Regions from separate parts of the Homo sapiens genome. Here region 2 is linked to region 1. The links are chromatin contacts, found by Hi-C or POLR2A ChIA-PET in ENCODE. All regions are on one chromosome and are shown on one strand. The core of a region is the stretch at or near the end of the contact, and the rest is flanking DNA. Distances in the headings are between cores, read along the strand shown. Region 1 overlaps SFI1 (SFI1 centrin binding protein). Region 2 overlaps PISD (phosphatidylserine decarboxylase).

Region 1 (2,625 bases), core at 80-2,579:
ATTTTAGCAAATGTAGTGACTTTAACAAAAACAGGAGAAATTCATCATTTGAAACACAGTAGAGGCTGCAGCAGTCAGGGACATTTCTGAAGTGAGGATCTTTGATGCCTAGGTGCTACCCAAGCCATATATGAAGCTACCTTAATATGTGAGTTGTGCCATTCACAGCAAAGTAGTTAGAAATCAATCTCATGAAGGCTGCTAGGACTGAATACCCACACCTCCATTTCGACCTGCAGGCGTTGCCCCATGACTCCCACTAAAACCCGTTAAGAAACTGTGTCCTTAAGGACTGAAGAAAAATTATTCTCCAGAGAAAAATAAAATGGAAATTGTACTTAAAAAAAAAAAAAAAAGGTTAAGGCTGGGTGCAGTGGCCCATGCCTGTAATCCCAGCACTTTGGGAGGCTGAGGTGGGTGGATCATCTGAGGTTAGGAGTTCGAGACCAACATGGTGAAACCCCGTCTCTACTAAAAATACAAAAAATAGCCGGCCATGGTGGCGCATGCCTGTGGTCCCAGCTACTTGGCAGGCTGAGGCAGGAGAATTGCTTGAACCCGGGAAGCGAAAGTTGCAGTGAGCCAAGATCGCGTCACTGCACTCCAGCCTGGGCAACAAGAGTGAAACTCGGTCTCAAAAACAAACAAACAAACAAAAAACAAAGCTAAAACATTATCTAAGCACATAAAGGCATTATTCTGTAGTTTGTGGTATGATATTATTCCCGCCTAACACTCCTAAAATTGAGAAATAAATAACTCAGTATGGAAAAAGCCTAAAAACAAAGATCAGGATGCCCAATGTTCCCCCAAGTAACAAAGAACCTACTTGATTTTAACAGATTGATATTTGATATTGATATATAGATATTAGAAAATAACTATCCCTTCACAAATTTCTAAGTCAATGGAAACACAGTATCAGAATTCTAATTCTGGTAGCTGCTTAGAAAACAAATATTCTCACTCTATCATTTTGTAATTTGCAAAACTGAGGCCTACAGGCGTAACTATCCTCAGATCAAACAATTAGCTAGGGCCTGGGTTAGAACCGAAGCTCAGGTCTCCTTAATTCTAGTCCAGTATTCTTTCCTCTACACCCGCCTACCACTGAAGAGCGAAGACATGAAAAACAGCATAATGCGAATGTTTTAAAGCAATGTAGCAGGTTAGCTAGCAGTCACTGGCTAACCCAACACCCACTGCCAAGCCCTTTTTCTCGTAAGTATCCACTACAGAGGCCAGAAAGATTTCTTTCCAAACCTCCTCTGTAGCTAAAGGTGGCCGGTGACAAAGCTCTGGCCAATGAGGCAGAAGCAGAATGCAGTGGGGAACTTCCAGGGAAGTTTTCTTTCCTGATAAAGAGATCAAACTGACGCCACCCTTACCCCCACCTTCCTGTGTAAAGCTAGAATAGTCATCTTGCAACTACGAAGTGTTACCTATGAGGACAAAGGGCCAATGTGCTAAGGATGTTGAACTAGAAAGGTACTAGAAGCCTGAGTCTAAAACGACATCACTGAACAGCTGAAGCAATACCAGTAACTGCCAATCTCCAGGTGGCTTGTTAAAAAAAAAGAAGTAAATCCCCTCATGCCTGTAATCCTAACACTTTGGGAGGCAGAGCAGGGAGGATCGCTTGAGTGCAGGAGTTCAAGACCAGCCTGGAAAACATAGTGAGACCCTGTCTCTAAAGGTAAAAAAAAAGTTAATTTTAAAAAAAAAAACAAAAAACAGAAAAAACAAATCTCAATTTGTTTCAGCCATTGTTAGGCTTTCTCTTAGAGTCAATGTACTTCTAACATACAATCAGCATTTCCCAAGGACTTGGAAGGCATTATTTGAAAAGAGGTTCCCAGTCAAATATGGGTCAAATATAGATAAATAAAATTGAGTAAAAAATAGATTTTAGGGCCGGGCATGGTGGCATATGCCTGTAATCCCAGCATTTTGGGAGGCCAAGGCAGGTGGATCACTTGAGGTCAGGAGTTTGAGACCACTCTGGCCAACAGGGTGAAACCCCGTCTCTACTAAAAACACAAAAAATTAGCAGAGCATGGTGGCGTGCACCTTTAATCCCAGCTACTCAGGAGGCGGAGGCAGGAGAATTGCTTGAGCCCAGAAGGTGGCGGTTGCAGTGAGCCAAGATCGTGCCACCGCACTCCAGCCTGGGCAACAAGAGCAAAACTTCGTCTCAAAAAATAAATAAATAAATAAAACGGATTTTAGGAAAATAGTGGAGGTAGCAACACAGTTTTCAATCTTTGGATCCCCGAGTAGCATCTGAGGAACCTAACAACAGGAGAACCCTAAAATAGCCAATGAGCTGTTGTTGGAAGGTACAGAGGCCCAATTTAAGACCAGCAGCTGAAACTATGAGTTTTATCCTCTCCAGCACGAGGGCTCACATAAGAACTGAAACAGCTAGAGCAGTCCAGCCCCTAGGGAATCTCAAAACTCATCTGCCAGGGTACCCTTCTAGGACAGGGCTTCATATGGAGGAGAAACAGCCACGGGTAGAAAAAAATTTGAGCAGGAGAGGGTCAAAAGAGACAAGGAAAAAGAAAATCCAGACCAAGTGTGGTAAGGGAACAAAACCAGGATACCCCATTAAAAAAGCCACTA
Region 2 (2,625 bases), core at 74-2,573, 99 kb before region 1:
TTTTTTTTTTTTTTTAATTTATTTATTATTATTTTTTTTTGTAGAGTTTTGCCGTGTTGCCCAGGCAGGTCTCAACCTCCTGGGCTCAAGTGATATAGCTGCCTTGGCCTCCCAAAGTGTTGAAATTATAGGCGTGAGCTACTGCGCCCAACGAATATGTAATCTTTTTAAAAAAAGGGAAAAGGTTGGGCGCGGTGGCTCACACCTGTAATCCCAGCACTTTGGGAGACCGAGATGGGTGGATCACGAGGTCAGGAGTTCAAGACCAGCCTGGCCAACATGGTGAAACCCCGTCTCTACTAAAAATACAAAAATTAGGCTGGGCGTGGTGGCTCATGCCTGTAATCCCAGCACTTTGGGAGGCTGAGGTGGGCAGATCACAAGGTCAGGAGATCGAGACCATCCTGGCTAACACGTTGAAACCCCGTCTCTACTAAAAAAAATACAAAAAATTAGCCGGGCGTGGTGGCGGGCGCCTGTAGTCCCAGCTACTTGGGAGGCTGAGGCAGGAGAATGGTGTGAACCTGGGAGGCAGAGCTTGCAGTGAGCCGAGATCGTGCCACTGCACTCCAGACTGGGAGAGAGAGTGAGACTCCATCTCAAAAACAAAAAAAAACAAAACCCAGAAATTAGCTGGGCGTGGTGGCGGGTGCCTGTAATCCCAGCTACTTGGGAGGCTGAGGCAGGAGAATCGCTTGAACCCGGAAGGTGGTTTTATTGTTTTGAGGCATGGCCCTGGGGGCTTGTGGCAAGGGCTGAGGTGTTTGGGGAGCAGCAGTGCAGGAAAGGCCTTACTCAGCTGGGCTTGCAGGTATGCTCACTCCTGTCTGAGCGCTGCTTCCTTGTTTCTAGCCTCCGTTTAGAATAAAAAAAAAATGTATAGTACAGTATTCCAATTCATCAAAAGGAATAAAGACAGATCAGCCTGTCTGGTCTACCACCATTCAGCCTAAGCATAAGGCAGAACCCTGTGAAGTGGCCTGTGTCCTCCTTCTCTCCCTGTCCCCTTCCTGGAGCCCCATGGGCCTGTGCTCAGCACGCGTCCTGGCGCCGCGGTGTACCTGGTAGTGGGCAGTATCGGACGTGTTCTCCATGTTGGTGAGCGATGTACATGCTGTAGCTTTATTATTCTCATCTATAAATAGGGCCATTCATGCCCTCATAAAGTTGTTAAATAAGAGTGATGTGTATGTAAATACCTGGCCCCATGCTGGCAGGGAGTGGAGCTTTAGTACTATTTTACTTCTTACCTAATAGGTGTGAGTGTGGAAATGGGCAAATAGTCAAGTTGGCAGGGAAGCAGAGCCTCCTGCCTGCCCCAGTGCCACCTGAACTCCTGTAGTGTTCTTATGCCACTGGAACTGGCTGGCAGGGGCCAGCTCTGACCTCAGAGAATTGTGGGCTCACTCTAGGGCAGGAGGAGATCGCAGAGGGCGGAACGGTGGCTCATACAGCCATGCCCCCAGGTGGCCCAGGACCCACCTGGGAGCTACCTCCAATGGCTTTGAGCGGTCAGTGTGTGGACAAGCGGAGGGACCGTGTCTCAAGAATATGTGGAACTCAGCGGGGCATGGTGGCTGACGCCCGTAATCCCAGCACTTTGGGAGGCAGGCAGATCACCTGAGGTCAGGAGTTTGAGATGAGCCTGGCCAACATGGTGAAACCCCATCTCTACTAAAAATACAAAAATTAGCCCAGTGTGGTGGCAGGTACCTGTAGTCCCAGCTACTTGGGAGGCTGAGGCATGAGAATTGCTTGAACCCGGGAGGCAGAGGTTGTGGTGAGCCAAGATCATTCCACTGCACTCCAGCCTGGGGGATAGAGTCAGACTCTGTCTCCAAAAAAAAGACATGGAACTTAAACACAAGGCTAAACTTCTGGGCTGGAAGGAATCGAGGGATGGCCGACTCAAGATACCTGCAGCCCTGCATGAAGCTGTCTGCCAGGAGGCTCTACCTAAAAGCAGTTTTGTTTTGTTTTGTTTTGTTTTTTGAGACGGAGTTTTACTCTTGTTGCCCAGACTGGAGTGCAATGGCACGATCTCAATTCATTGCAACCTCCACCTCCCAGGTTCAAGCGATTCTCATGCCTCAGCCTCCTGAGTAGCTGGGATTACACGTGCGTGCCACCACACCTGAGTAATTTTGTATTTTTAGTAGAGACAGGGTTTCACCATGTTGGCCAGGCTGGTCTTGAACTCTTGACCTCAGGTGATCCGCCCACCTCAGCCTCCCAAAGTGTTGGGATTACAGGCATGAGTCACCGTGCCAGGCCTAAAAGCACTTTTTCTTTTTCTTTTTCTATTTTTTTTTTTTTTTTTTTTTGAGATGGAGTCTTGCTCTGTCACCCAGGCTGAATGCAGTGGCAATCTCAGCTCACTGCAACCTCTGCTTCCTAGGTTCAAGCGATTCTCCCACCTCAGCCTCCCGAGTAGCTGGGATTACAGGCGTGCACCACCACACCTGGCTAATTTTTGTATGTTTAGTAAAGATGGGGTTTCACCATGTTGGCCAGGCTGGTGTTGAACTTCTCACCTCAGGTGATCTGCCCACCTTGACCTCCCAAAGTGCTGGGATTACAGACACTAAGTCACCACGTCTGGCCTAAAGCACTTTTTCTGAATTC

Evidence for each region. A loop is a pair of places that touch in the nucleus more often than their neighbours do. ChIA-PET counts read pairs that join two places held with the same protein, here RNA polymerase II (POLR2A). Pooled maps may share reads with other maps.
Region 2: a loop to region 1 is called in a map with no recorded cell type, with 2.6 times the contacts of the local background. The contact joins two enhancer-like sites. A Hi-C loop is called at or near these places in 3 of 37 single-sample maps with no recorded cell type and 7 of 50 pooled maps. POLR2A ChIA-PET finds 5 or more read pairs at or near these places in 13 of 52 experiments (AG04449, AG04450, CD8-positive, alpha-beta memory T cell and 10 more).

What each region holds. Positions count from the first base shown.
Region 1 is chr22:31,536,000-31,538,624 of GRCh38, reverse strand. The region is part of intron 4 of SFI1 (SFI1 centrin binding protein); the gene reads right to left. It also overlaps the pseudogene RPS26P59. Among named protein-coding and RNA genes, the nearest start is that of SFI1, 41 kb to the right of the region's middle. Within about 2 kb of position 1,329, at least 2 of the 41 ENCODE cell types and tissues checked have a DNase peak (open chromatin) inside an H3K27ac peak, as active enhancers do.
Region 2 is chr22:31,634,534-31,637,158 of GRCh38, reverse strand. All of the region lies in intron 3 of PISD (phosphatidylserine decarboxylase), which reads left to right. Among named protein-coding and RNA genes, the nearest start is that of MIR7109, 14 kb to the right of the region's middle. Within about 2 kb of position 1,323, at least 8 of the 41 ENCODE cell types and tissues checked have a DNase peak (open chromatin) inside an H3K27ac peak, as active enhancers do.